3 separate regions of the Homo sapiens genome follow, and regions 1 and 3 are each linked to region 2. A link is a loop called in an ENCODE intact Hi-C map of the cell type or tissue named here. Cell type or tissue: heart right ventricle. All regions are shown on one strand. Each heading gives the region's core, and the rest is flanking DNA. Links, peaks and the distances in the headings are about the cores only. Region 1 overlaps LOC101928004 (a long non-coding RNA gene). Region 2 holds the start of LINC03055 (long intergenic non-protein coding RNA 3055). Region 3 overlaps LOC101928004 (a long non-coding RNA gene).

What was found. A loop is a pair of places that touch in the nucleus more often than their neighbours do. Peaks named below come from ENCODE experiments on the same cell type or tissue, not always from the same donor. Only the 100,000 strongest peaks of a DNase experiment are listed, where the experiment ranks them.
Region 1: it touches region 2 in a loop (3-fold over the local background); 13 of 110 quality-filtered maps call a loop at or near these places.
Region 3: a loop joins it to region 2, with 1.9 times the contacts of the local background. A loop is called at or near these places in 16 of 110 quality-filtered maps.

What each region holds. Positions count from the first base shown.
Region 1 is chr6:6,732,274-6,742,637 of GRCh38, forward strand. All of the region lies in intron 2 of LOC101928004 (a long non-coding RNA gene), which reads right to left. LOC101928047 (a long non-coding RNA gene) reads left to right here. Exons shown (of 6, transcript XR_001743949.2): 6 at 1-1,118. Among named protein-coding and RNA genes, the nearest start is that of LY86-AS1, 110 kb to the left of the region's middle. In heart right ventricle, for the core only: no CTCF peak of the experiment used is centred there; a DNase peak (open chromatin) is centred at 5,058; H3K4me3 peaks cover 2,376 bases; H3K27ac peaks cover 7,608 bases.
Region 2 is chr6:6,884,635-6,894,998 of GRCh38, forward strand. LINC03055 (long intergenic non-protein coding RNA 3055) reads left to right here and starts at 1,039. Exons shown (of 3, transcript XR_926430.2): 1 at 1,039-1,399; 2 at 6,719-6,826. It overlaps LOC105374903 (a long non-coding RNA gene), which reads right to left and starts at 5,720. Exons shown (of 3, transcript XR_926431.3): 1 at 5,636-5,720. RefSeq lists an enhancer at 2,470-3,105. In heart right ventricle, for the core only: no CTCF peak of the experiment used is centred there; DNase peaks (open chromatin) are centred at 5,754, 6,117, 8,312, 8,825 and 1 weaker place; H3K27ac peaks cover 4,202 bases.
Region 3 is chr6:6,744,044-6,754,407 of GRCh38, forward strand. The region is part of intron 2 of LOC101928004 (a long non-coding RNA gene); the gene reads right to left. It overlaps LOC105374901 (a long non-coding RNA gene), which reads right to left. Exons shown (of 2, transcript NR_187807.1): 2 at 7,863-8,482. Among named protein-coding and RNA genes, the nearest start is that of LY86-AS1, 130 kb to the left of the region's middle. RefSeq lists enhancers at 5,969-6,586, 7,207-7,824. In heart right ventricle, for the core only: a CTCF peak has its summit at 4,858; DNase peaks (open chromatin) are centred at 2,718, 4,628, 6,118 and 7,738; H3K27ac peaks cover 6,193 bases.

The DNA of each region.
Region 1 (10,364 bases), core at 1,476-9,475, 150 kb before region 2:
ACTTCTGCTCTGTGAAAGGCACTGTCATGAAAATAAGAAAAGCCACAGATTGGAGAAAATATTTGCAAGAGATAAATCTGATAAAGGACTGTTATTCAAAATATATAAAAAGTCTTAAAACTCAATAAGGAAACAACTTAATTAAAAATGGGCAAAAGATCTGAACAGATACCTCACAAAAGACATACAGCTGGCAAATAAGCATATGAAAAGATGCTCCACATCATATATCATTAGAGAATTGCGAATTAAAACGAGATACTGCTACACACTTATTAGAATGGCCAAATCTAGAATACCGTCAACACCAAATGTTGGCAAGGATGTGGAGCATCAGGAACTCCCATTCATTGCTGTGTGAATGCCAAATAGTAGTTTGGAAGACAGTTTGGCAGTTTCTTACAAAGCAACTACTTTTGCAATATACTCCAGAATTTGTACTCCTTGGTATTTACTCAAATGAGTTAAAAACATGTCCACACAAAACCCTGCACATACCCTTCACTGCTTCCATGTTGTAGCAACCAATGAATAAAATTGCTAGAAACAATGTCCTTCAATAGGTGAATGGATAAACCATCGTGCATCAAGACAGTGGAATATTATCCAGTACTAAAAAACGCAATATGGAAGCCATGAAGACATGGAAGAAACTTAAATGCATATTGCTAAGTAAACAAAGCCAATCTGAAAAGGCTACACATGCTGTATGAGTCCAACTATGTGACATGCTGGAAAAGACAACTATGGAGACAGGAAGATGATCAGTGGTTGCCAGGAGTTAGAGGGGAGGGAAGGATGACTAGGTGGAGAACAGAGGATTTTTAGGGCAATGAAACTGTATATTACAGTGATGGATTCATGGCATAATACATTTGTCTAAACCCATAGAATGTACAACACCAAGAGTAAACGCTAATACAAACTGTGAACTTTGGGTGAAAATGATGTGTTAATGTCAGTTCATCAGCTGTTACAAATGGACCACGCCGGTACAGGATGTTGATGGAAGCAACCGTTTAGGGGTGGGGGCAGGCATATGGGAACTCTGTACTTTCTGTTCAGTTATGCTGTGAGCCTAAAACTGCTCTAAAAACAAAGCCTAATAAGAAAAATCACACGCTAGGTCTGGTCTATCAGCATAGTTCTTCTGCCTCCCACTGCCAACCAGTCCCACCTGCCTCCTTTCCTGGCCCTTCCTCACTGCCAGGTCTTGTTTCAGCGCATGGATTACCAGAAGGAAAAATGCTCCCACCGGCCTCTCTCTGTATCAAAACACAGGAGTGAAATAAACCAGCTTTTCAATAAAGAGGCTGGGGTGGGAGGGGCTAGAGAAAGGATGACTTGCTCATGACCCCCAGATCCTCTGACCCATCAGCCCATAATCTCACCTGCCTTACAGTCTTGACCTCTCCCCTAATTCCCACGTACTTTCTTCCTTCCCCCATCTTGATGGCACTGATGGAAGAAACTCTGGACCACTTGCGCCAGGGACACCAAGTCTGCATCCTTAGCCTTGATCGGGCCATGGTGATGAGACAGTCCTCTCCCAGCCCCATTCAGCTCCCTCTCAGCCCCCACAACAGTTCAGCCTCAGATTTTTTCCTGGAGCCTCATGGCTCCCTCGTCATCCTGCACAATAGGAAGCCTTGCCCCCTACTAAACAGGGAAAGGTGAGCTGGCCAGTCATGAATGCCCTGAGCTCTGCAACTCACCCCTGCCCTGCCTCCTGCTCGCTCCTGCCTTCACTGGCCTGACACTGCTGTGCAGACCTCATTCTCCTCTCTGCGCTAGCATCCCCTCCCTGTTCTCTTCACCCTCTCTCCAGGTGTGCCCTTCGTCGTACCCATCACAATTCTCTCCAGGGAAAAGCAAAACCATAATGAAGACAACAAAAATACTCTCCCAGGGATAGCAGGAATTGCACCAAACGGCTTCCTTGCCAGGGCTTTAGCGGGTTTTGACTGGGCACTGAGGGTGGCGAGTCCCTAGGTTTGAATTGCAAAGGCACAGGTGCAGCTGTCGAGCAGAAGAGTGGGTGGTTAAAAAGTGGGCAGATCTCTTGGTTTGTTACTCCAACCCCTTTCTGGCATATATAACCCCCTCCAGACACACCGCTGGAGACTTGAGCCTTCGTGAAGTAAATACCATTATAAACCCCTGCCTCCGAGCAAAACAGCAGAAAACCTTACACACAGAAACTAGCGATCAGATTCCTCCAGCAGCTTTGGCATTCCCTCTAACTTCTGCCCCTCTTTGCCAAATTTTCTAAAAGTACTTTCACTGTCCTACTTACTAACCTCCTGTAGGCTGGTGTTGGGACCCACCACATGTCCATTAACCAGCTCTTATCACACTGGTTACTGCTGAATTTCCAAGTCTAATGGACACTTCTATTGTGTCTTAATAACCTCTGCGGGGCACTGACTCATCACTCTTCCTCCTGGAAATTTCTTCTCCCCTGGCTTCCATGACCCTCTGGCCTGGTTCTCCACCACCACCCCACCCTCACCCAGTCTTTCCCTCTCAATCTGCTTTCTAAGCTCGTTTCAGCCTCTGCCTTGACCTGGCCGTTCTCCCCCAGACAGAGCTCCAACCTGCTTCTCTTTGCTTCTTGTGCTCCACGCCCGCTGTGAGCCATCTGACCTTCTACACACTTTCCTGTACAGCACATACTCTCCTGACTCCTGGATCCGCACTGCCATCCCAGTTAACAGTAACGAGTCTCCCAAAGGGGGTTGAAATCTGAAGATCCAGTCCAGGAGGAATCTAGGAATCCGCAAAGGCTAAACACACTAGGAGTAGGCAGAGCTGGGGGCACCCCTGGCAAGGTGCTGGGGCGGGAGGCTCTGTCAGTTCCTTCTGAGCCTCATGATTAAGCACTTCATGATTAAGTGGGGGATGAGGCTCACTGATATGGGGAGAAAGAGACCTGTCCTGGGATCAAACAGCAGCGCTAAGGCTCCGCATTAGACCACAATCAACCCCCTGCCAATCAACAAAGCAACACTCAGCTGTCCCAGTGCATCTGTTCAGGCTTTGGACACACGAGTGCAGGTTTTAACTCCATGGCACAAGTGTGCATCCGTTTCCAGCCTTATTTGGGGGAGGGGAAAGTTGTTTGAGTCATTTTATATGAAGAATCCACTGAATGGAACATTTGTTACTATTTAATTAGAACAGACGACGCAGCTATGTAAAATGGAAACTGCATTTAACATGTTAAGCATACACAGAATGACCCACTGCAACCTGCCTTCTTAATGGGCATCACCAAGTGACGTCCCCACCAGTCCCCACCGTGAACAGGGATGCCCTGATCATCAGCTGGTTAGACATACACCTAGAAGCATTTTGTAAAGTCAGCTATCAGAATTTAGTCATTAGAATGTACTAAAAACTAATCACGTACTTCAAGCAACATGGATAAAATAAAGTAAATCAACGATGTTTAGTGACAATAAGGCTAGACCCACCATAAAAATGTCAACAGATGGGGAGAATGTTAAGAGCAGAAAACTTGAGACAGATGATGCAAAAAGGCAGAAATGGGGAACTTGGGAGGAATTCTGCTTGTCTAGAGTCAGGATAAGAAGCTTTTGTACCATGTATGGTAGCAGTGGTGTCACTTTTTGGTCCAGCTGGAAAAATAAAAACAGATGCTAGACAGAGGGGGAACAGCAATGCGTGAGATTGCATCCATGACCTAAAGCCCGCCTGGTGTTATTGGGGTGGCCAGGGAGAGGCAAAAGGTGACAACAATGATAGTGTCAACAGCACAGAGTAACTGTGGCCCAAACACCTTTTTGATTGCCATCTATAAGGTGACTCCCCAGTTTCTCTTAGCCCTGAGCTTTCATATCTGCAGACCCATATATCCAAGTGTCTGTTTAAAACATCGGCATGGATAAGTGTTTTCAACCCAACATGTCCCAAACTAAACTCTCAATCTCATCAACAAACTTGCTCCTCCTCCAGGCTTCTGTCTCAGTGACATCCCTATCCCCTCCACCGCACATGCCAGAATCCCTGGAAGTAGCCCTAATTTTTCCCACTGTCTGTTCACCCCACCTCTGAGCCACCATTTTCACACTTCCTCTTCGTCCACGTCACCATCACTTGCATGGACTTCTATACTCCTACGTTGCCTTTTTGCTTCCATTCTCATCTCCACCCCTATAATCTGTTCTCTCCACGGCAGATAGAATAACCATTTTAAAACTTAAATCCAAAATCTTTCTGTGGCACTCAGGATAAATCCCAGCCTCTATGGGCTCACAGGGTCTGGCCTCTGCCGGCTTCTCATTTCTCCTGCAAATACTTCAACCTGCAATGAAAACTTTGCCTATGTGAGTTCCATTCCCAAGTTCTCTTGCATCTGCCAATTCACTCCAAAGAGAAATCAAGCTCCCTTTCAGGCTAAGATGCAAAATAGAGTTTGGCGTATCTCCTAAGGCCAAACTCCGAGCCAATCTTTTAAAATCTCTTGCCCATGTAAAAATTCTTGAAAAGCAATCTCGATTCCCGGCCAGACTCCCTGCCCACGTGTTCCCCACCCGCGTCCCCACAGCTCCGTCCGCCTGCTCTGGTCAACACCACAGCTGGGCCCTGCCCCTTCGGAAGCTGATGCTCCAGCGAGGGCAGTGGATTTATGGTGCAAGGTTACTTGGCGCGTAAATCTGGGCCTCAGGAATCAAGGGCTGTGACATTTTTACAGCCTCCTCCTCCAAGCCCCTGCACGGACATGAGGCAACTGGAGGGAAGAACATCTGGTTTCATTTTTTTTATTCACGGCCACAGCTCCCATCTGACAATATTCTGGATCTCGCCAGAGTTCTGGTCCCGGCTGAATGAGAGGCGAGGCCGTGCTCTGCAAGAGATCTCGTTTTTCTGCCTCACCATGGTGTAAGGAAGCCACCAGGAATTAAAAATGGCACCACCATCACACTGAAAGCATTTGCTCGAGTCCTGGGCTGGGCGGCCACCTGCCAACTTGCTGGAAGTTAAGAAAGGGCATTTCTGAGGGAGGCAGGAGGCGGCTCCGGGCCTCTGTTGCAACAGGGGCTGATGCCGGGGGCTTGCACAGTGCATGCTGGGACTTGTAGTCTCCGCGGGCAAGATGGCCGCTGGGTCCTCAGGGCAGGACACAGGGGCTCCTCATCACCCGTTCCTGTGATCTCAGACACAGCCTGCCACAGCAATGACTGCCATGGCCATAGGTCACCTTGGGAGAGTGCATGCAGAAACACATATCAACCGCTCGACTCTACGCCCAAAGATAAGCCGCTGATTAGGTGCGCCTTTCTGGACATGACTTGTCTCAGTTTCCACATGGCCCAGAGCCCCGCCTCATGACAAGCGGCTTCCTTTTCATCTGATTGAGAACTCCAGACTGGAGCAACTTCAGAAAAACGTGCCCCTCTCTGCTGTCCAACCAGCAGGGATGATTAGAACAATCAGAAAGAGGTCCCTCGGAGGAATGTTCCCCTGCAGTGAACGGAGCACCAGATCCCCTGTCCCTAATCACTGTGTGTGGCTCTGATCAGACCCAGTGAGGGAAACGGTAACTCATCATCTGTTTCCTCAACTACGCATTCGCCTGAATGTCCCAGTAAAGAAAGAAAGCAAAGCAAAGTCCAAGCAGGGCATGGTGCCATGACCCTGTGAGAAGGCACCCTGATCTGCCCTGGGGGCTCCAGTCCACTTTCTTGCCAGGACTTTGAATGCAGACTCTAAGTCACCCCAGCTCAACATCCTTCAGCAGTCCTCACAGCCTAGTAGATAAACTCCTTTCTACACATTTGCTTTTATGGCTCTATCTCATTACTTTCTCATTCTCGTCCTCAATCCTAGTCAAGAGGGTATTTGCCAATGCTTATAGTGACCTTTTACTGAGCACTTACTAAATGCTATGAGCTTTGCTAAGCATTTACACCCATTATCCCATTTAATCCTATATTAATCCATAAGGTAGTTGCCGTTATGCCCATTTTTCAGATGATGAAACTGAGGCACAGAAGTTAAAGTCTTCACACTATCTACCACCATCAAACCTGCAATCAAGCAGATAGTTCTTTGAGGCAACCATGTAGTCAGTCACCACAGGACATGCATAATCACCTACCTCCAAAGGCCCCCAACATTTGCCTGGAAACATTTCTAAGTGCCCTCTCCCACACTCTGCTCCCACCCTTTAATCCTGTGGCCACTCTCCACAACTCCCTTTGCCTAAGTGATCTCATCTATATTCATAGCTTTCACACTTACGACCTCCAGATTAATCCCAGATTCGTATGTACAACTGCCTATTTGAAATGTCTACTTCACTGTACCAAGGCATCTCACATGTAGCATGTCCTGACCATACCCTTCCTCCTATAGATTGCAACTCTTCTAGATTCCTCCCAGCTAAGACTAATTACAAGCAGTGTCCGAAGCCTATCAATTCCAGCACCCTAATGGCTTTTAAATCTGTGCCCTGTTCTCACTGCTTTAGGGTTAGATTACAACCCCTTTTCCTTTTCACCTGATTCATAAAATAACCTCTTATTTTGGAACCTCCACAAACATCTTAAATTGCATCTGCAAGTTCTCTAGCACACCTTCTTTCAAAGGGTGGAGTCTAATTCCCTTACCTTGAGCGTGAGCTAGACATAACAGCTCTCCTCTACCAAATAGAAGATGACAATACGTCATTTCTGAGGTCAGATCACAAAACACATTGCCACTTTCACCACTTTCTCAGATCATTCTTACCTTATTCTGGGGTGAGCCAGCTGCCATGTCATGAGACTACTCAAGCAGCCTATGGCAGGGTTGATGTGGAAGGAACTGGATGTATCTACAAACAGCAATCACCAACTTGGCAGCTATGAGAGTGAGCCACTTGGAAATGGTCTGCTTGCTCCAGCCATGCCTTCCAGTGCCTGTGACCCCAGCCTGCACCTTCATGGCAACCTCCTGGGAGACCCTTAACCAAAACCTCTCAGCTAAGCAGCTCCAGAAATCCTGATCTCCACCCTGCCACACACACAACCAAATGTGCTGTTGTTTGAAGGCATTATGTTTTGAAGTAATTTAGTGTGCATGATAAGTTAAACCCTTATCCCGTTCCCCACTTATCACAGCCAAAGCTGTATTTTTAAAATGCAAGTGTGATTATGTCATTCCCCTACTTAAAATTCTTTTATGACTCTCCATCACCTACAGGCTAACTGTGAAACTCATTAAGACAGCATCCAAGTTCTTCAGCATCTGGCCTCTTTGGCTTCAACTCTCAAGAGCTCACTGAAGGACTCTTCTCTGGCAGGCCATGATTTGTTTTATATCCGATACCCCTTCTCTCAGATACTGCTTGAAGTGTTAGATCACACTAAGAGTTATAGGTAATTTTTATCAGTACACGCATGAACATCTACGAGGGCACTGCCCACTCCTGTCCTAAGCAATAGAACAGTACTGAGCTAGGAGGAGGCAGTCAGGAAGTAATTTTCATGCAAGAGAGAATGCAATTGATAGGGAAGTTATCTAAGACTGATTTAAATAGCAAACGCTGACTGAATCAGAGCCCAATTCCAGCAGACATTCTCTATCAACTCATCTAGATAAAACCAACCTCTTTGGAGACTAAGTCCCTTTCTGGAGACAGAGTCTGAAAAAGTTTTGTGTTTTCTGGAACAGCCTGGTGGGATGGTGTGATGCTTTAAGGTGGCACCTGCATCCTCCCATCCCCCCACGGCCCCGATACCTAAGGCATCCTATCGGGTCAACCTGACACCTGGGTGCCATTGGAAACCAACTGAACCTGGAACACTGGGATTTCAGGTTCAATGTGGGTTTGAAGGGCGTGCCTATGAGAGACCTGGGAAGTCAGTCCTGGCACATTTACTTTAACCAGTGATGTAGCTAAGTCACTACTATATACAGACCTGAAGACTTTAGATATATCTGTAATCTTATAGGGGAGGAAAAGTGAGTGGTATTTTATACTGCTCACCTAAGTGATTTTTTATGTAGGTTAGGAAACACCAATTTTAGTCACTCTTAGAAAAAAGTATTTGTGTAGGGGGATGCCTGGGGGCTCTGGAAGGTCACTTAAATTGGTGGTTGCCTCACCAAGGTGATGAGCCTGAAGGCTTTTTTTTTTAATGGAGTCTCACTCTGTCGCCCAGTCTGGAGTACACGGGCATGATCTCAGCTCACTGCAACCTCCGTCTCCCAGGTTCAAGCGATTCTCCTGCCTCAGCCTCCCGAGTAGCTGGGACTACAGGCACACACCACTATACCCAGCTAATTTTTGTAATTTTAGTAGAGATGGTGTTTCACCATATTGGTCAGGCTGGTCTCAAACTCCTGACCTCAGGTGACCCACCTACCTTGGCCTCCCGAAGTGCTGGGATTACAGGCTTGAGCCACCATGCCCGACCTGGAAGCTTTTATACTTAGAAATACCTGAACTCCTCCACATGGCTGACAAGGCCCACAGAGCGGCAGGGCCACCCAGGCGGCTCTGGCCTCCCCCGCCCCACCTGAGGCTGTTACCTGGGTCTTTCATTCCTGGGATGTGGTGAGGGACTTGATGTCTCCTCCTCCAGATTTTCGCAGGGCTGGTTCCCTTAGGTCTTCAGTCCTAGCTCAGATGCCACCTCCTGGGGGCTTATTCCCTGCACCACCTTTGAGAAGTCGCCCACCCCTGTGTCAAAGACAGGCTGGAGCAAGGAATTTGCATTTGGGTAAAAGCACTGCTGATAATGATAGCTAAGAAAACTCATTTCTTCATACCAAAACCTTGGTCCACTGGGCATTGGTGATGGAGATGGGAGGATTCATCCTTGTTGCTTCGGCTTTTTGGAAATGATTGCTTTTAGCACTTGCTCCACAAAGGGGGGAGAATATAGAAATGCTCTGGTTTCACTAGAGGGTTAATGATTTCTTCTAGTGCTTGCCTAATTGCCTTTAATTGGCAAAAACTTGAAAGAAGCTGCTGGCTTAAACGCCAGCAGTTCATAACCCTCACATAGGTAATTTACTTTGAGGCAAGGGAGTGGCTTTTGTGCCCTAGGGTGGGAAGGAGAAGGGGCAGTGTAACCTCTGGGCCAGGCAGGCCTCCCTCAGTGCAGGGCCTTAGCTGCTGACTAGCAGCGGCGAGGCAGGGCTGCACTTAATGAAAGTGACACTTGCATTCCTTCCAAATCCCCACTGGTCACCACAGCACCTCCTACAGTGTCTGGATACTGATGTCTCCAAGGCTGGTGTTTTCAACCTCTTGATTCTTTATTATGGACTATTCCATAGTCTAATTGTATGCCTGTCTTCTTGTCCTATTTATAGTGGGACACATTTATATCATATTCCTTTTTATATGTATTATATTACAACGATTATATATAGTATGTTATATAAGGCAATATTATATATAAGGAATATATATAAGTAGTTACATTTTAGTCCTGAAATTTATCAAAGATTAGTTATAATGTGATATAATATGTAAGAATTATGTAAGATAATATATATAATATATTGTATTATATTCCTTGATAAAATTCAGGACTAAAAAAAAGAAAGTGAAATAACCAGCCATAATCCCTCCTGGCTGCTCCATGCAGTCATCAGTGGTGTCCTGGTAAGCTGGCTCTACAGAGGAGCAGGAGAAAAAGCCCTGACATGCCATTTGCTAGTTTCCCTGGTATAAATACTCCTACCATGGCCAACCAGCTAGCAAAATTTCTAAATATATTAACAGTCAGCTCCCAGGAGCCCATACAGGCCAGTCATAGCACACCCACAGCAAAACACCTTCCCATCGGCCCATCTTAGGGCTACTGCACTCTGAGCTCCTGCTGCAGCCCCCAACTAAAGAAAATAAAGGCCAAATACGGTGGCTCATGCCTGTAATCCCAGTACTTTGGGAAGCCAAGGTGGGAGGATCAGTTTAGGCCAGGAGTTCAAGGCCAGCCCAGCCAACACAGCAAAACCATATCTACTAAAAATATAAAAGTTAGCCGGGCATGGTGGTAGGTGCCTGTAATCCCAGCTACTTCGTAGGCCAAGGTGGGAGAATCACTTGAACCTGGGAGACAGAGGTTGCAGTGAGCTGAGATCGCACCACTGCACTCCACCCTGGGCAACAAGAGCGAAACTCCCACTCCACAACCACAACAACCACAACAACAAAAAAAAAAAAAGGAAAAAAAAAAAAAAAAAAAAAGAAAAAGAAAAAGAGGCAAGACTAGTGCCTTACTCCAAACACTGGTAGCCCTTATTTTCTAAAAGAAATCTAAGCTGGCATACCAAAATCTGGTTGAGTGAATATTCAAGAAAAAAAATCACCAGTCACTATGAACAATCAGTCTCTTATATGA
Region 2 (10,364 bases), core at 1,326-9,325:
ATAATAAAATCTCAATTTTCTTCTCCCTTGATCCCCGCTTCCCAGTTCCCGGGCTTGCCACCGTGCCACTTTCAACTTCATGCAGCCTCCAAGGGCACCAAGTTTCCATGGCATCCACATCTCCTCCAGGTACAGGAATTGGCTTTCTCTCTGCCTCTTACCTGGCTGACTCTGACTCGTGTGTTCCAGGGAAGAATGGCCTAAATTGCAATGAGGGAGAGAAAAGGATCCCCCTGCAGCCCTTAAGCCCAGGCGGGTCTGGGGCCTGCCTTGAATTGTAGGGATCACACCCCTCTAGGCCTGAGAGCCGCTGAACGGCCCTATTAGTGTTTTCCTGCCCGGAAATGTTTCCCTCCTCCAGCCTCCTCTGCCAGGTCTTCTACAAGGTGCCCTGTACCTTTCCTTTCACCCGACTCCTCCCCAGGTCAGATAAAGCTGGGAGCAGGAGGCTCCTCGAGCCCCACTGAGAATCAGAAAATATCAGGGGGTGCGTGTGTGTGCTGGTGGGGCTGTTGCCAAACTATGCCTGGAGGTGACAGCAGTGATGCCAGGACACGGGGGCCGATCTTGGGTCTTCACAGGGAGGGAGAAGTGCCAAATTCTCCAAAAGTGCGCATCAGGCAGTGAGGTTAAAAATAACAATAAAATAAATTCTAAAATAAATAGGCCAGGCATGGTGGCTCACACTTGTAATCCCAGCACTTTGGGAGCCTGAGGTAGGAGGATCACTTGAGCCCAGGAGTTCATGACCAGCCTAGGCAACAGAGCGACACCCCATCTTTAAAATAACATTACATTAAATTAATAAAACAGAATAAAATCAATTCAAAAAATAAACATAAATTTAAAATTAAATGAAATAAAATGCCAAGTGGCCAGCGGTGGGCCGCAGCGTGTGGGGCAGGCAGGCAGGAGAGTGGCGGGAAGAGGGACTCCTCCTTCTGAGCACAGTCTCCAGAAGTGGCTCCTTGTCAACAATTGTAAAGGTCACATGCTGACGCGACAGTTGCTGAGGCTGTGATGCAAACGCACGCAGGAAGCGTTGTGCAAGCAGGCTCTGGAGACCCGCAGGCTCCTGGGCAGAGGGCTGCCTTCTGTGTGGGCTTGCCCCTCGCCACACCTGGCCAGGAGCCTCCCCCAGCCCCGTGACCCTTGTGTCAGAGCCTGGCCAGATGACAGACGGCCTGGGGTGCAGGCGAGACCCACTGAACTGGCAGCTGAGGACAGGTCCAGGCCCAGTGGCTGGGGGACTTCTCAGAGCAGGTACCACAACAGCTACCCAAGGACTCAGGACTTTTCTCCCACAGCCAGACTTGGTGATTGCATGAAGGAGCCCAGCCTCGGATGACCTTTCCCCGTGACAAGGCACTAGGAGAGCACAGACCTCCCCACACAAACAGTAAGTCAGCATGTGGTTAAAAATGTAAATATGCACTACAGAGTTTAAAATATATCAACCGAAGGAGTAAAACCAGACTGTCTGCTTGTCTTGGATTCATTTTGTGCTGTACAAGGCTCAAAAGGAACCCAAATTCTGGCTAAAGAGGCCTTTTATGGGAGGCCCCGCCTTGACGGTGACAGGTTGAGACCTATTGCAAACCCGTGGTGGCCTCACCCACCAATTTCCTCTGCAGCTTCTTCCCCCTCCATGCTCCAGGCTGGCCAGCAAGCAGGCCGGGGGCCAGGGGCACACTAGCTCCAGGCGTGACAGCCAGATGCTTCCTGCACCACCAGGCCTGCTCCGAGGCTGCATCCCAGAAGCCACTCCAGGCAGGCAGGGTTTCTTCCCAACATCTTGGGAAACAGAACTTACACATTACCCCCAGCACACACACAGTACCTAGAACACTCTGGCTTCAATGCCACGCCCATCTCTGTCTGTGTCTACACTGTTTGGGGTTGATTGATAAGGCCCCAAATGCATTCCCACCAAGAGCTCGTTTTGCAGACTTATCATATCACACCACGCCAGGGGCACGTGCACGTTTTAGAACATGGTATCCTAGAGGTGACAGTGCCCTACCCCAGTGTTCATTCTTTATTTGTTCAAACTCCATGTGCATCCAATTGGCTTTCAGTAACACACAAGAGCTCAGGTAACAAGAAGAGAACTGTACCCGGATGATGAACTGGAACATCCACCCTCATCTTCACCTCCTCCACCCCAGGCCATGTGCTTCACAGTCACACAGGGGAGCTTCTGGAATGGACAGTGTTCCTGGTGTTGACTATAGCCGTGGGCCTCTGAGAAGCTGAAGCAGTGTTGGGCGGAGACAGCTTCAGGGTCACCAGGCCCAGCTAGAACTCCAGGCTGACCTCAGGGCAACGTCCAGCATCAAGATGAGCTCCTGGGGCATGAGGCTACGCAAGGCCTGAGACCCCACAGATGGAGGACGCTGGGCCACCTGGTGGGGCTCCTTCAGCAAGAGAGGAAAGCAGGCCAAGGCCAGAGGCAGCTGCTGTCTGAAGATGGGAGGGAGGCGTGCAGGCCTGGCTCCAGCCCACGGTGCGCAGCAAACTCCAGCCTGCTAGACGCAGATGCAATTGGAGCCAAGTGCACCTTGATACCTCCAAGATGTGACCCCTTACCAGACCCTAAACAAACCTTGTTGACAGAGCCAGACCACCCCTATTTGAATCAGCTGCGTGGCCACGTGCCTGTCATTCGGTCTCTCTGTCCCCATTTCTACAATGTAAAACAGGAAAGTGAAACCCATGGGCCAGCGGCCGCATGCAGGAAAGCTGGCACTGTCAGCCATGGCTGTGGTGACTCCCTGGGCCTTAAGCGAGCAAAGAGCCCACACACCCAAATTCAGCACCTTCTTTCCTGTTCTCCTTTGAAGGAAACACTCTTCATATAAAAAGACAGGAAAAGAAACTCGAGACTTTTTCTTCTTTTGGGAGGGTCTCCAATTTAGAATCAGCATATCAATATTCTCTCTAAACCAATGCTTCTATTAAGGCAGAGTAAATGGGAAGAGAAATTCCACGGCCTGCATCTAGCTTGTCACTGCAAAGTGATTCACACAAACACACACTCACACTTTCACACACACGTGCACCTCTGATTGAAGCATTGCTGCTGAACTGATGAGACACCACTATGTAACCTCTGTTTTTCAATTAAGTGCAAAAAGCCAATTCTTAATCTATGCCATAAACTTAAGTACAAGTGTAGTTGAAAGCAATGATGCCACAAAAGACCAGGTCACAGACTGACTGGGGGCTGCGCTCAACTTGTAAGCCTCTTGCCTCACTCCTCTGGCAGCTACAAGTGCTAGAAAATGTCAAATCTGCATTATTCACTTGTTAATACTGACTAAGCAGTCAAATATACTGCCACACTGTGTGACACTCCAAAAGCCACAAGGATGTACTCACCCTTAGAGCATTAACATAAAACTTAATTAAGAACGCCTTGGGGCCGGGTGTGGTGGCTCACACCTGTAATCCCAGCACTTTGGGAGGCTGAGGCTGGCAGATTATGAGGTCAGGAGATGGAGACCATCCTGGCTAACACGGTGAAACCCCATCTCTACTAAAAATACAAAAAAAATTAGCCAGGAGTGGTGGCACATGCCTGTAGTCCCAGCTACTCGGGAGGCTGAGGCAGGAGAATGGCATGAACCTGGGAGGCGGAGCTTACAGTGAGTCGAGATCACACCACTGCACCCCAGCCTGGGTGACACAGCGAGACTCCATCTCCAAAAAAAACAAAAACAAAAACAAACCTTGGCCAGGCATGGTGGCTCACGCCTGTAATCCCAGCACGTTAGGAGGCCGAGGCAGGCGGATCACGAGGTCAGGAGTTCGAGACCAGCCTGGTAAACATGGTGAAACTGCATCTCTACTAAAAATACAACAACAACAAAAAATTAGCTGGACATGGTGGTGGGTGTCTGTAATCCCAGCTACTCGGGAGGTTGAGGCAGGAGAATCATTTGAACCCAGGAGGTGGATGTTGCAGTGAGCCTAGATCACACCATTGCACTCCAGCCTGGGAGACAGGGCGAGACTCCGTCTCAAAAAAAAAAAAAGAATGCATTAAAAGCAAGAAAATTTTGACACATGCTACAACATGGATGGACCTTGAGAACATTATGCTAAGATAAGCCAGACACAAAAGGACAGATACTGAATGATTCTGCTTACAGGGGATACCTAGAGTCACCACATTCGTAGAAACAAAGTAGAAGTGTGGTCATCAGGGGCTGGAAGGAGAAGGGAAAAGGGACTTGGTGTTCAATTGGCACAAAGCTCCAGTCTTGCAAAATGAAAAGAGTTCTGGAGATGGATGGTGGTGGTGGTAGCAAGACCATGTGAACGTGCTTAATGCTGCTAAACTGCCAGTGCTCATGCCTGCAGTCCCAGCAACTGGGGAGGCTGAGGTGGGAGGATCACTTAAGTGCAGGAGGCCAAGGCTGCAGTGAGCTGTGAGCGTGCCACTGCACTTGAGCCAGTAAGACTCTGTCTCTAAAAAAAACAAACTGCTACACTGTACACTTAAAAATGGTTAAGATAGTAAGTGGGGTTTTTTTAAATTTTATTTTTGAGAAGGAGTGTCACCCAGGCTGGAATGCAGTGGCGCAATCTTGGCTCACTGCAACCTCCGCCTCCCAGGTTCAAGGGGTTCTCCTGCCTCAGCCTCCCAAGTAGCTGGGATTACAGGCATGCGCCACCACACCCAGCTAATTTTTGTATTTTTAGTAGCGACAGGGTTTCGCCATGTTGGCCAGGCTGGTCTCGAACTCCTGACCTCAGGTGATCCACCCGCCTCGGCCTCCCAAAGTGCTGGGATTACAGGTGTGAGACACTGCGCCCGGCCAGTAAGTTTTACGTTATATGCACTTTACCATAGTTTTTAAAAGAGAAAATAAATTAGAACAATAATCCCATAAAGTTAAAAGAGGTCAGTAGCGCAGCATGGACCAGGAGATCCTGGGAGTTGTGAAAGTCAGGGAAAGCTCCCTGGAAGAAGGGGAGCTCATGTGGTTGTCCACATCCCCCATCATAAGCCAAGAAGAACTGCCTACCAAAGTGTGAAGGCTGTCCTTAAACCCAATGATGTCTATGGTAATGGAGGGCCAGGCCTCAACTATCAAGGAAGCTGCATCACCAACGTTTGTCCATCACCAAGGCATAGCATGGTATGGCCAGCGTGATCACATGACCCATATTCTGAGACCAGACTGAGAGTGAAGGGCACTGTTGATAATTACAGTGGACAACAGCATATGGTCTCCTGGGGTATAGCAGGAACAGCCCAGGCTTGGGACTCAGGCAGACCTGGTTTCGAATCCTAGCTTAGGCACATACTTGGGCACATTGCTTTCTGCCTCAGAGCCTCAGTTTCCCCTCCTGTAACGTTTCTATCTCGTGAGGTTATTGTGAGTAACAAAAATAAGATGAGAAAAACTTCCAGTCCAGGGCCTGAGAAGTCCTAAATATTACAAGCCTGTAATCTCTTATCTGCAATTCTGGGAAACTAGGGTTCAGAGAGAGGAAAATTGAGGTTTTTATTGTGCACCCTGTTATCTATTATGAATTTCTTACCCTACTTATAAATTTTTTAAGATTAAACCAAAAGTGCCCCCCACCCGACAAGGAAGCACAGCCACAGGAGTCTCTAAGTTACCCTGGGAGAGCTGGGTCCTGTCCCACTGCTAATGCAATTCACACAGGCAGGTCCAGGGGCTTCTCCCAGTTTCAGGCTCCTCGTGTGTACCACAGACGTGCCTTCAGAGATTCCAGCTACAGATCAGTTGGGAAAACAGTGCCCAGCCTAGGTCTTCAGCAGAGGGGATGGAACATGGGGAACTGGTTGCAAAGACGTTGGAGTTGCTGAAAAGTCAAACAGGGGCAGTGAGGCAACCCAGAAAGAAATAACAGGAAGAAGTTTAGAAGTTTCTACCCACTCTGGGCTTGGAAAGGGGATGTTATCTGAACCTGAATCCTGCACTATCTGGTAGGAATTGGAAGGATGGAGGGAAGGGCCACCCAGCCACAGAGGACCAGTGCCAAGGACCCTGACCAGGCTGCAGAGAGACAGAGAAACGCCCTGAATCTCCCGTCCGCTAGCCCTTCGGTTTATCTTCACTGACTCCCTGGGTGGAGGCCAGCCAGAAGCCAGGAGCAAGGGGACCTGGGAAATGTAGTTCTCAGAAGACAGAGCCCTGCAGTCCAAAGCAGAGCAGGGCAATCCAGGAAAACGACCACCACAGTGCAGCCACAGCAGCTGGGGTCGTCCCCCACTCAGAAGGGATCTTTCCACTTTTGTTTGGCATTTCTGCTTCCCTGGTATTTCCATTTTAGATGCCCCATATGCAAACTAATTAAATTCAAAGTTTCATAGAAGAGAAACTTTTTAATTAGCCTGGAAATCTCACACTTGGGGCCTGTCCATCACTTCTGAATCCCCCAAGCAGATTTGCGTCCTCTGACTCCCCTCGCCAGACTGAGCATCTCACAGCCAACACCTGCTCTGCAAGGCAGGCTGTGCTAGGCAGGTGTGCCATGCTGGGGACACAGAGAGAGCTGGATTCCACCTGGCTGCTGGGGGAGGAGGCAGCGGCACAACAGGTTCCCACATCACCTGGAGAGCAGGCGCATTACTTCCTCCAGCAGGGCTGGGCTTCCAGGTACAAGAGACCAGAGGTCACTGTGGTCCAATGGGCTGAGCCGTAGATTAGGAACTCAATTGTTCTTTGTTTAAATCCAGCTGAGACACCCAACCTTGCGTGACCTTGAGCCAAACACAACTCTTAGGATGTAACCTGCTTTACAAGATGAGAAAGACACGAGTAAAAACATCAGCAGACTCTGGAAGGTAAATGAACAATCCTGATAACACCCAGCCCTTCCCCCGAGGCGGGCTTTTAAGCATGATCTTGCTTGTCCTTGAAATCATCCCTGTGAAGGCAGGGAGAGGGAGGACCATTATCTCCATCTTACAGAGAGAGAAACCAGGCACTGAAAATAGACAGCAACCCACACAGCGGGTCATGCTGGCATTAGACTCAAGGCCACATGAGTGTTGGCCCTGACCTGTTTCTTCTGCCCCATGGAGGACCAGTTATTTCCTTAGCCCAGGGGCCCCAGTGACTGAAGGAAGGTCTGGAGGGAGACACTGTTTTTAGGTCTAAAAAGGGGAGAGGAAACAAGAGAGAAGAAGAAGGAGCAAAAGAAAAAGGGAAGGAGGGAAAGCAGAGATAAAGATGGGACCTGGAAGGGGCAGGGTAGACACTAACAGGTTGCCAGGACTCTTAATGACAGCACATGTGAGAACCTGGCTTGGCAAGCTCGGTTTTACCAGCCTTAAAGGCTTCCATGCCCTTCCATCATCACCCAGCATTACTGGAAATTCACTAGGGTTATACATTCAGAAGAATACACAGCCACTCCCCTTCATTTCTGAGCAGGGGTAGCTCCCATATCCGCCAGCCTTTTTCCTCCCCTCAGGGCCCGGTTTACGACACTTCAAGTTTTGTTCTCTGTTGTCAGGTGCTGTTGTGTAAGGTGGGAGAACAGATACTCCTGTGGGTGTGCTTGAGCTGAAACACATTTATCTAAATCTGAGCAGCAGGTGCTTTCACACACAGGAAGAGTGGTATCTGGTACCTTCCTGTAGGGCTGCGAGGGTCCTTCCCTTTCTGCCCACAGCAGCAGATCTGGGCCCACGTTGAAGACAAGCCCTCACTGCACTTGGGCAGCTATAATTTACCAGGCACGTCAAGGGTTGGGAAAGCTGTGACTAACAAGTCTAGCTTGTGCAAGACTCATCCTCTTACCTCTCTCTCACCATCACATCCCCAGCCCCACTAAAGAGTAGGATTCTGGCTGAGTCTTTGGCTAAGATGACAAATGGCAGCCCCTCTTGTTGAGACATCCTAACTCACACCGCTGGATCCGGAAGATGCACACAAACTCCACTTTTGCTAGCTTGCAGCCCCAAGGGTGTTCCAGAAAGTAGACCTTTATAACAGAACAGCTTCCTGGACTACAGGCATTGCTGTATCACTGCATCCAGGCCATAATTCTGATTGCCCCCTGTAAACCGGGAAACTCACTCCTCAGGATGCCCACCTTGCTGTTTGCCATCATGGAAATGCACTGAAGTGGCTCACCTACATTGTTACAGATAAACCACGGGCCACAGTTGCAGCACTCTTCTCAGGGTGTGGAGGGGAAATGACATCTATTCTTTGATTAATGTTGTCTCTCTCTGTCCCCAGAGTCAGTAAACAAACAAGCTGTCCTTGGAGCAAGCAAGCGCTTCCCTTTCGGCATCTCCCCCTCTCTGAGCGGCAGCCCTGCAAGTGAGGCCAATAGCCGTCCCTCAGCTGTGTACAGGACAGGCATTCTTGGACCTCAGAGTCCTGCAGTAGCATTTTGAGGACGCCAAGTTATTGATGGGGACAGGTGCTCATAATTCAGCATAACCCACCCAAGCCGTGTTTCACTTTTTCTGGAAACCTCTTGATTTAGGAATGAAAGCCCCTGGCTCCCCCTGGGCTGGGCTGGCCAGTAAACATCTCAGTCTGAGTTTGCCGAGGTGGGTTGCTAAATTTAATTGCCAGTTTCCACACCATGTGATGGTGTGTGACAGGCCAGCTCACCCTGTGAGTTAGCCAAGGGGTTTTAAATAAATGCTTTCTGACGGAAAGGATGATAAAGGTTCCTATTATTCACCAGTGAGCCTGGAGACTGAGCTGGTCCGGTTTTTACGACTGAGGCACAGCAATGTCAATCTCATGCTCTCTGTCACTACTTCCCACTGTGGCTTGACTAGGACAGCCTTAAGCGGCCTGCAGAAAGAGCTCCAGCCGGGTAGTCAGGAGACCTTTGCCAGCCCGATCCGTCCAAGGTTTCTGTGACCTTGGAAGGCAAATAGCTCTATGGGCCAGCGTCAGCCTCTGCGTCTGCAGAGAGGAGTGCTTCACAGGTCATGCTTGGGGCTTTCAGGAAGCATGTAATAGATATGCAAAGGCATTGCTGTTGGTGAAACATCCGTGGAACACCAGGCAACAAACCACTAAAAGCAGCATTTTTCTTGCTCCGATCCTTTAAAATATCGATGGAGATAAACTGATGCTGCTATTTGTGTTTTCCTTGACTATTTCCTTACGAAGCCCTGCAGTCACCGAATGCTCACTCAACCTTCCTTCAAAAGTGATTCAACGTGTGGCCTGAGAAGCGGCAGCATCAGCCTCACCTGGGCGTTGGTGAGAACGGCAGCATCTTGGCCTCTCCTGCTGAATCAGAGCGCGCTGCTTAACACGCTCCCGGGTGACTCGTACGTAGTCAGTGCTGGGAAGCGCTGGTCTACAGTCATGTTTCTCAAGCTTGAATGCACATCCGAATCCCCCGGAAGGTTTGCTAAAGCCTTGCTGGGCCCCACCCCCACGTTTCTGATTCAGCAGGTGTGGGTCGGGGTCTGCGAACTTGCATTTTTAGAAAGTTTTCTGGTGATGGTGATGCCTCTGGTCCAGGACCACACTTTGAGAACTTCTGGTCTTTCTTGAGCAGCTGTTTAGTGATACCTTCATTCCCACGTCACTAAGGGTGCATAACGTCTCTTCGTTATGTACTCTGGCTTCCTCAATCCCTGGAATTACTGTGGTATCCTCGTGATATATCTTCATTTCTTCCTCTTTAATCATCCTTGATCTCCCCCTTGATTTCAATATGTGTTTATCTCTCTTTCATTAGGAAGCTCTAGACACAGAAAACCAGACAGCTCGGTGCTGTGCAAAAATGGGAGGATTTCATGAAAATCCTACTTTTTTCTCCCATGTAGTTGTTTTAAAATTCCACTTGTTTTTTGTTTGTTTGTTTGAGATGGAGTCTCTCTCTGTCGCCCAGGCTGGAGTGCAGTGGCGCACTCTCCGCTCACTGCAACCTCCACATCCCGGGTTCAAGCAACTCCCCTGCCTCAGCTTCCTGAGTAGCTGGGATTACAAGCGCCCGCCACACGCCCAGCTAATTTTTGCATTTTTAGTAGAGATGGAGTTTTGCCATGTTGGCCAGGCTGATCTCAAACTCCTGACCTCGGGTGATCCACCCACCTTGGCCTCCGAAAATACTGGGATTCTAGGCGTGAGCCACTGCGCCCAGCCCAAATTCCACTTGTTTCTTTTTTTCAGCCAGAGTTATACACTGCTGGCCCATAAGGAACTTGTTACGATGTGACTACTACAGAATAACCAAATCGATTTGCTGCAGTACAATTTTTTTTATTTTTAAACCGCACAAGCAATATAGTGACACATTGGATTAAAGCAATCAACACTGGGCCGGGCACAGTGACTCACGCCTATAATCCCAGCACTTTGAGACACCGAGGCGGGTGGTTCGCATGAGCCCAG
Region 3 (10,364 bases), core at 1,600-9,599, 140 kb before region 2:
TCCTGGAAAACCATCGAAACAGGCAGGGCACAGCAAAAAGAATGAAATGGTGGTCTCTGGCTCAGCCATCCTAAGAGTGAAATTCATCAGTTAGGAACCCTTATTAACTTGGTGTCTATTCCTCCATTCTTTCAGTGTCTTCTTTCTCAAATCATATCTATAGGGGGAAAATGCATTATGAGCACCAAAATGTGAAAAAGTGCATTAGTTCTGTGAACTTCTGTACCTGTGATCCCTTTCCTCATACATGTATTGTCTCCTACCCACGGTTGGGTTGACTTCCACTGGAGTGACACACACATAAAGACACAATGTCAAAAATAAGTAGCTGTATTGTTCAACACCCATAAGCTTGGGCCTGGTGGATGAATGGCCGCAGGTGGGAAGTAGGCAATAGTTAGGTCTCCTTAGAGAGACAGGTATGGCAGAGCTACAAGTTGAAAACAAGATTAAGACCACCTGCATGGCGAGACTTAACACACAAAACTGATGAGCCATGAGGAATGCATGTTTTTAAACAGACTGCACCAGTACAAACCAGTCTATCCTACAGGGGCTAATGGCTGGAAAGCCACAAAAGGTCACTCCCCTAGCACCAGTAACATCAGCTAAGATGGAACACTGGCAGATCTACTACTAGCAGGATTAGAGAGAATAGTAGTTAGGCTAAGCATCACATGATCAGTCTGCCGGCCCCAGGCCTTCTACCCTAGTTTGTTCTCTAGGGTATCCTACCCACAGCACGGGCCACGCAGAACAGGGCTGAAGGATTATGGGTTTTCTTTACAATCCTCCCCAGCTGTCAGAAACTGCCCTTATGCCCGACAATAATCCTACATTAAATCACCCCAGCAAACCAAACCCTTATCTAGGCTGGACCACCCCAGACTTACCCTGTGTGTTAAACTTTGGAAAGCTTTTGGTTTCACTGATTTCAAGAATGAATCCATAAACCCTTGGGGTGAGTGTTACAGTTCTTAAAGACAATGTGTCCAAACTTCGTTCTTTCTGACGTTCAGACGTATTCAGAGTTTTTCTTCTAATAGTAGGTTCACGCTCTCACTGACTCAATAGCCAAGCCGCAGACCTTCATGGTGTGCGTTACAGCTCATAAAGGGAACATAGACCTAAACAGCAAACAACAACAAGATTTACCGCAGAACAAAAGAACAGAACTCGCACAATATAAACACACACCACAAAAGAAAACCGACCAGGTTATAATTGCTAGCGCGGCAGCCTGCTTTTATTCCCTTATCTGGCCCCACCCACGTCCTGCTGATTGGTCCATTTTACAGAGAGCCGATTGGTCCGTTTTGACAGGGTGCTGATTGGTGCGTTTACAAGCCCTGAGCTAGACACGAAAGTTCTCCACGTCCCCACTAGATTAGCTAGATACAGAGTGTGGATTGGTGTATTTACAAACCTTGAGCTAGATACAGAGTGCCAATTGGTGCATTCACAAACCCTGAGCTAGACACAGGGTGCTGATTGGTGTGTTTACAAACCTTGAGCTAGATACAGAGTGCTGATTGGTGTATTTACAATCCCGTAGCTAGACTAAACATTTTCCAAGTCCCCAGCAGATTCAGGAGCCCAGCAGGCTTCACTCAGTGGATCCCACACCGGGGCCGCAAGTGGAGCTGCCTGCCAGTGCCGCGCCCTGTGCCCGCACTCCTCAGCCCTTGGGTGGTCGATGGGACTGGGCGCCGTGGAGCAGGGAGCGGCGCTTGTCGGGGAGGCTTGGGCTATGCAGGAGCCCACGGCGGTGTGGGGGGAGGCTCAGGCATGGTGGGCTGCAGGTCCCGAGCCCTGCCCTGTGGGGAAGCAGCTAAGGCCCGGCGAGAAATCGAGCACAGCAGCTGCTGGCCCAGGCACTAAGCCGCTCAGTGCCCGGGGCTTGCGGGCCGGTCCGCCGCTCGGAGTGCGGGGCCGCGGAGCCCACGCCCACCCGGAACTTGCGCTGGCCCGCAAGCGCCGCGCGCAGCCCCGGTTCCCGCTCGCGCCTCTCCCTCCACACCTCCCCGCAAGCTGAGGGAGCCGGCTCCGGCCTCGGCCAGCCCAGAAAGGGGCTCCCACAGTGCAGCGGCGGGCTGAAGGGCTCCTCAAGCTCTGCCAGAGTGGGCGCCAAGGCCGGGGAGGCGCGGAGAGTGTGTAAGGGCGGCCAGGACGCTGTCACCTGTCAATTTCAGGGGCTTAGAGGAAGGCTTCACCTCCCCTGCAGCTGAATGAAAGCTGCCACGTCCCACTTACCCTCTGGGGTCGGATCTAGAGAGTCCCCGGGGCTGCTCTACCACACCATATTCCCTAGATCTTTCTGATCACTGCATGTCCCCTGCGAGGGGGTCTGCACATCTGCCTGCTGGGGGCTGGGAGTGACCGAGAGCCCCAGCTCCCAAACTAAGACCTAATCCTGAGTGTGCAGAATGGCAGGTCTCAGATGCAGAGCCACCGCTGGCACAGAGTAACATGGAAAATGCCTGGCCATGGCAAAAGTGCATTCTGCTCGGAGTATCTGGCAGGAATCGTAATCAGGGCAGAGGCAACTGCATTTGTGGGGAGAAAGTTTGGGGCGATGCAATGTCCTGAGCAGCTTCCTGACCCCCGTCATCGCCGTCCTTGCTTTGTGCCACCACCCTTGAAGATACCCCTTTTTGTGGTTCTGTGGGAGCTGCTGCAGATAAGGACGGGGTGTCGGTGTCTGTTTCTCCTCAGCCGCTCTCAGCGAGGTCACTGGGTGCCAGAAATGGAAACATAAATGGCAGCTGCTGTCCTGAAAGCAGGTGGCTGCTCTGACCGGGGAGGGAAATGGCTTGGGGACTTACTCATGCAGCCTGAGAGCCACAGAGTAGGAATAAGCATGCAACTGGTGTGTGTGGGCACGATTGTGTATGCCTATTTCTGCATGTAAGTTCCAGAGCTGTGAGCTCACACACACAGGCACACAGATACACACAGGAACACACAGACACATGCACATGCATGCACAGACACACACAGACACGCAGAGACATAGACATATACACACAGACACAGAGACATACACACATATAGACAGATGCACACATACAGACATACACACAGACATGCACAGACACAGACACACACATAAGCACACACAGACATACCCAGAGACACAGACACACGCACACACAGACACTGACACACACAAACACACGCAACACAGATACAAACACACAGAGATACAGAGGCACACATATATTTATATATACACAGACACACACATACACATGCTTACTCACATAGCACACACATACACAGAGACACATGAAGATACGCACATACCACACGTATGCAGTCACACATAACACATGCATCTCCCACCCCATTGGTGGTGTCCACAGGGCTGTCCGGAGAGCAAGCAATCAGTAAGTGTTTGTTGGATACTAAGTGAAGGATGAAATGACTGAATGCACCAGTAGGTGAAATGGATGCTTCTGCTTGCAGGGCAGGCTCTAAGATTTGAACAGCGGCATGGCAGAAGCATCGCCACAAGTGCTGATGAGGTGATGGCTTAAAATACTGCAAGCCCCATGCAGAGTGAAAACTCCTTTCACGGGAGGAGATAGACGGCCCAGGAACTGTTGCTCTAGCCTCATTATCTGTGAATGATTGATTCCAGACAGGAATTGAAGATGAGGCAACTGAGAAAAGGAAAAGGGAAACACCCTGTGTGCCTGTTAAATGCCCTTGTTCACCTGGCGAGAGATATGCATATATAGTCTCACCACTGACTATCTTTTTATATATATGGTGTATATATAAAAATATAGAAGTGTACAGTGTATGTGTATATGTGTGTATATATGTGTATATGTCTGTGTATAGACACATATATGCACATACACACATTATGTACATTTATATCTATATAACGGCAATGCCTGAGCTGGCTATTTCCAGGCGGCCAATATCCTGTTTTAAACTGATTTAAAATATTGCCACTGTAAACTAATATCGTGATTTGCAACCACTTAAATTCTGGAAGAATTTCTCAGGACTGTGATGAAAATCCCAGCGTCTGGTGGTTCCCTCATCGCAGCTTAACCCTAATTGCCTACACTAAGTCCAATTAGTGGCAAATCAGATTCCCCTTCATTTCATCTGATGAAGTAAGCTTTGGCAGGAGCATCTGCCCACGCAAAGCAGGGTGAAGACAGAGAGAAGAACGGGGCTGCAGGGAACGGGGACACGAGTGTGGGGACCCAAGGGTGACCACAGTCCTCCTGCCCCTGAGTCCCCACGGCTCCGTGCCTCCGGCTTGCAGATTCCTTTCCCTGGATAGAGTTTTTGCAACTGAGTTTGGTGAGAATCAAATCTATCAGGTACAGTCCTAGAAACAAATAACTTGAAGTCTACTTTAAAGGCAGATTCTCTTGGTCTCTTTCTTTCCTGTGTCTGTACCTCTGTGCATCTCTAACACACACACACACACACACACACACACACACACACACGGCCCTTCTGTAAGCACACTTTCCTCGCTGTCCCAGTCCTCTCAGTGTCCACGCTCCTGCAGGCGCTGACTTGGGTGGCGGTTGCAGAGGAACCAGTAGGACTGGCACGGCCATGGCCATGGAGCATGTGGTCCAGGGCACAGATAGCAGCAGCTCTGGTTCCAAAGGCAGTGCGTCCTGCCAAAGCCTTCTCTCTCTGCATCTCAAGGTCACAATAATAGATTACGAAAGAGTGGAAAAGCACAGCTCAGAAAATGGGCCATGGGGACTTTCCTCTGGGTGAGGAGGGAGAGAACAATGCCCGATGCGGCAGCAGGTCGTTTGAGCTCTGCTAGGGAAGGAAACGCGGAGCGTGAGGTCCCTCCAATGCCCGGCACCTGCAACGCCTCCTGTCCAAGGGCTCTGAAAACACAAAAATTGGGACCATTGGAAAATGATTTTTAAGGTGCTCTGATGTAGAAGAAATTCCATCACAAACATTAACCTGTTTCACAAGAATCAAATATTTACTATTGTGTTTCATGGTGGCTACTTTTTAAGTCCCTTGCAAATTAAGGTAGGACAAATGTTCTCACAAAATAAACATTCTCCTGTCTTCAGAAACCACTGATAAATAGTCCAGGCCGATGGATCCTTGCCTCTCCTCAGAATAAGGGAGGGCTGTTATTTTAAAGCAGCAAATAGAACAGATCCTCAAGTGCCCTGGCGGAACAGAAGGCTGGACTGTTAAAGTCTGTGACACTCTCAGTGATGACGTTGGTTTCTAAGGGCTGCAGCAGCCATACCCAAAGAAAACATTTTATATATGATGATGTAGTAACTATACTTCAAGTCTTGACTTAAAAATGTATAATTCAACAACAAAATTACAATTTCTCTGTAAAAGGAGCACTTTTTAAAAATCCAAGCCACTTACACTGGTTTGAAAATATTTGGGGGGTCTTAACTGCTTCTGAGGCTATAGCAAGTGGTTTCTCATAAAATCAGACCCAAGGGAACTCTCTGAGAGGACCCTAGGCACTTAGATTTTATTCCGGGTATAATTTATTCCAAACAGTTTAGCAAAATGATGGTCACATTATAAGAGCATACTCTGGATGCAAAATGTCCAGGAAAGACAGAAGTAGAGGTGGGGTCCAAGAAACAATTCCAGTCTCCTAGAAACCATGCCTTCTGCTCAAGCCAAGTGCTTCTCCTGATCACGTCCTCCTGGTAACTCCTAGCAGCTGCGAGCATTGGAACATAGTCTTACCAGTTCCGGAGCCACCAGGCACCTTCTCTGAACGTCTGAACTATCAGCCCCTTCCCTCAGAGCAGGCCTGCAGGGACTCAGCAAGGCTGGGTGCTGGAGGGCCACTCTGTAGGTCTGGCCAGAGGGAGACCACACCACCCAAAGAGCCATTCAGCGACCAAGGCTCCCCTGAGCGGTCGCTGCTGGTGACACAGGCCCTTTGCTGGGAGAGCCCAGCCCTACTCAGAACAGAAGGGCTCACTGCTCCAGCCTCCAGCCTTCAATCCCAGCTGCAGCTTTTCAGCTCTAGTTTTCCCTCCAGGTTATCTTCCCTCTGTGGCTTCCAGCGGGTCACCCTGTGATGCTGCAGTTCCCCAGTCTTTGCAAACGGGGGAGAGATGACTACTGACTTCCGCGATGATTCATGCTGGTTGTTTACAGCAGAGACAGAGGCAGTGCGCTGCCTGCACGTCTTGGAATTAGCTGAGCTGTGAGGGTGCAGCGAGGCCAGCACCGGGGTTCCCGGGTATGCCAAAGCTGGAATTGTGCTGCTCCTCTGCAGAGGTGCAGGGGGAGGGGGGAGCAGGGATACAAAACCTTGCCGGTCAAGGAACGCAGTGTTCCTGGCCCTGTCTGGAACCTTCACAAAGCAGGTGGGAAGGGAAAGTGCATGGGTAAGACGGACTTCCCAAAACAGCTTCTGCCAAATGAAATAAAGAATATCCAGTTCCTCCTTTTTAAATAAATAAATATATATATATATATATATATAAAATTATGAAATAATTTAAATACGTAGAAATATGCAGAAATAATAGATCAAAGGCCCAAGTACCCACTCATCAGCTTTAACATTTTGCTGTCTATACTACAGATTTTTTTATTTTCAAAAACAAAAATGTAATCAGTCAAGCAAGCACATGGCAGCTCCTGAAGGGATTTGATGTTGAGCAATCGCAATATCAAATGAGCCCACCTCCAGTTCTCCGCTGAACGGATCAGCTCATAGGTGTTACTTCCCTCACCCTGCCACCCCCGAGTCTCTTCTGTTGCTTGTGGGACACCGTGGCGAGAGCTCCGGAGTCCAGACTCCACTGTGGAGACTGACATGGTTCCCTGAGCTCCCTGCTTGGTCTCCTGTCCTGCCTGGTCTGAAGTCCTGCCTACGAAGACTGATGGCACTGTACCAATGCAGCAGCTTCCAAATCACTGAGCAAGCAGCCCCCAGCTTCCCCTCTCCCCCTGAGCCCACCTTCTCTCCACGCTCCCTTGTCCCAGGCTGTCCATAGGCACCATTTGGCTCCAATTCCACATCATAAGCGTTTCTATGAATATAGGCTTTGTGGAATGTTTATTCATAGGACATTAATCCCAGAGGGGAATAAAAGCAGTGCTGTCCATGACATTATCTGTGTTAGCCTTGGATTGTCTGCTGTAAAATGCTAATTGCAGCCTCTGGAGTTGAGAAGGTGTTTGTAGGAAGCCTGAACAGGGAGCAGGAGGGCAGGCAGAAGAGGCAGCCCAGCCTTCTAGGATGCCAGGGCCCTCAGAGGAGGAGGAAGGCCTGAGGCCAGGCAGCAGGTAGACAAGGCACAGAGCCTGGTTCTGGAGCTGGGCCTGGGAGGAGGCCTTTGTACTGCCCAGAGGAGGGGCCACAGTGTCCCTCCAGCCACCTGCTCACTGGTTTTACCAAAGCTGGTATCCACACATCCCAAGGGTCTCCTCAGAGCCCATGCCGCTGAACAAACCCACGTTTTTTAAAATGAGAGTGACACCAGCCTGCCCATCCTCACAGTGCAGCAGGGTGTGAGTGTGCAGTGGGGAGCAGGGAGCTAAATCCTAATATACGTGATGTATTTTGAGATTCCAAGGAGCTCCTGGATATGCATTCAAGGGTGGCAGTGTTTCAGGAGGGGCAGATGGGTGTGCAGGCAGCCACACCCTTTCCCCTCCCCCTCCCCCTCCCCCAGCAATTTGTTCCTTTTCAAGTTTGAGACACGCAAGTCTTGCATCTGTGTCTCTGGAGCCGCCTACACAAACCAGCGCAGAGATCACAGGGCTGGGACTGGCTGGCGACAGTTCGCTCCCTTAACTCCAGAGGAGGAAATGGAGCCAGAGGTCGTAAAACGATGATAGAATCGAAAACAAGACCATTTCTTTCTGTACCCCACACCCTTTTTACTTTCACAATGCACACACCCACACCCCACATGCACACTCACACCCATGTCCAGGGTGGCTGGACAGAGCCCCTCCCAGTACTGCCATTCATTTTGCATACATGTTTGGCTGGCTAGTGGGCAGGATTATGTCTGAGAAAACCTCCTTTTAATCAATCTGATGCTTGCCAGCCAAGGAGCTGACAACTGTGCAAAGCACTGAGCCATGGGGCAGTGTTCCGTTTTGTCTCCTCTGGGCAGCTGACAAGATGGAGTCCCTCGGAGGTGAGAGGATGGTTTCTAGAAGCACAGGAATTCTCAGTAGTGGATTAAACTGCAATGCAGACCTTCTGCATCCCCAGTGGAGAGTCAGAAGCCTGGGAGGATGCTAAGCATTCCAAGCAAGCAGTCTTCCAGAAAACTGCCAGCTTCCCCACAGCAGCCAGGGTGATGATGGGAAGAGTTGCTGCAGTCCTCGGCTTCAGCTTGTCCAGGAGCCGGCCCAGCACACCCAGCAGACTTCCCAGAGAGCAGGGGCTGGGGGATGGGAGGGGACCCAGTCCCCTCAGACTTCACAACAGATAGCCACCTTACAGAGAGGCCCATGAAATACACTTAAAAGGGAGGAATAAGGAAGGAAGAAAGGGAGGGAGGGAGGGAGGGGGGAAGGAAGGAAGGAAGGAAAGAAGGAATCTGTCAACAGCTAAGCTATGTAAGAAGGCTCATGCTAGGAAGTCTATATTTTTTACAATGATAAGGATGCCAGTTTGTCTGGGACTTTGCTCATCAAACCCTACTCATACCCCCCATAAAATCCCTTGCCTTCTCTATCGCCAGTTCTTAAGGACTTCATTTTTTCACTTAGCCGTTAGCCATTCGTGAACCTTACAAGTTGTGTTCTGAATTCTACCTTAGCTACTAAACCATACCTAAAGATACTGGCTCAGGAGCCAGCTCAGTCTAGTCTTATCCTGACTGTCCTGACACTGGGCCGTGAGCAAGTCTCTCAGCCTGTGGAGGGGAAAGGTGCTTGGAAGTCAGGCAGCCCCGCCTGGCTGCAGACACCACACAGGCTGTGCAATGGTGATATATTGTGATTTAAAATAAGAAATGTGTATTTTGGCCTATGTCTCTGGTTTCTGGAACAGAACTCCTAAAAGAAAGACAAACAAACAAACAAACCAACAAACAAAACTTTGTGATTTCTTGAGCAATAGGAGAACATCTTTTGTTCTAACGTTTGGTCTTTGACATGGTTCTCAACATAGAGCTCCTAAATCCCTTGGAATTTCCTGGGTGATAGGAGTGCTTTTGTTCTAATGAGGCGGCCCTTGGTGTGCTCCTGAGTCAGGGCTGGTCACCAGCAAGACCAAGCTATGATTAGAAGCTTGGAACTTTCAATCCCAACTCTCATCCTTTGGGGAGACTGAGGGGCTGGAGATTGAGTTAATAATTGACCATTCCTACATGATGAAGCCTCCATAAAAATTTCTGAACTCTGGGGCTCGGGGGGCTTCCGGGTTGAGGAATAAGAACACACATGTGTGCCAGAAGGGCGGCACACCTGAGAGGGCATGGAACTTCCTCGCCGCTCCCCCATACCTTGCCTTCCACCTGGCGGTTCCTCAGCTGTATCCTTTTATAATAAATGGGTTAAAGTAAGCAAAGCCTTGCCGTGAGCGCTGTGAGCCATTCTGGCAAATGATTGAACCTGAGAAAGAGGCTGTGGGAGCCTCAGATTTGCAGCCAAGTTGGACAGAAGTTGTTTGTAACCTGGGCCCTACTACCTACAATTGCAAGAAGTAGGGGGCAGTCTTGTGAGACTAAGCCGTTAATCTGTGGGATCTGACACTATCTCCAGGTAGATGGTGTCAGAATTGAATTGTATTGTGGGACACCCAGTTGGTGGCAGAGAACTGGTCAATGTGCCAAAAACCCACACATCTGGTCACAGAAGTGATTTGTGTGGTCAGAGAGAGTACAGAGAAGGAAAAACAGTCAGTTTTTCCTGTCTTACTGATGGTCACCAAGGTTTCACCCCATGGCCTTTGGGGACCTGGGGTTGAAAGAACAACCATCGGGGGTCCTTGAAGCTATCTTCCTGCTAAACATTATCTAAAGCAGTACATCCAATATGGCAGCCACTAGCAACGTGTACCCTTTGAGCACTTGACATGTGGCCATTGGGATGTACTGAAAGTGCAAAAGAAAAAACCACTGGATTTTGAAGATAGTGTAAAAAAATAAGGTAAACTATGTCGATAATTTTTTAGCATTGATTATATGTTGAACTGATAATATTCTGATTTTATTGAGTTAAATGTCATATAGTATAAAATTATATTCACCTTTTTTATTATCATAAAATACAAATATCATAAAATTTACCTTTTCTTTTTTTTGAGACAGAGTCTCGCTCTGTCACCCAGGCTGGAGTGCAGTGCCACACTCTCGGCTCACTACAACCTCTGCCTCCCGGGTTCAAGCGATTCTCCT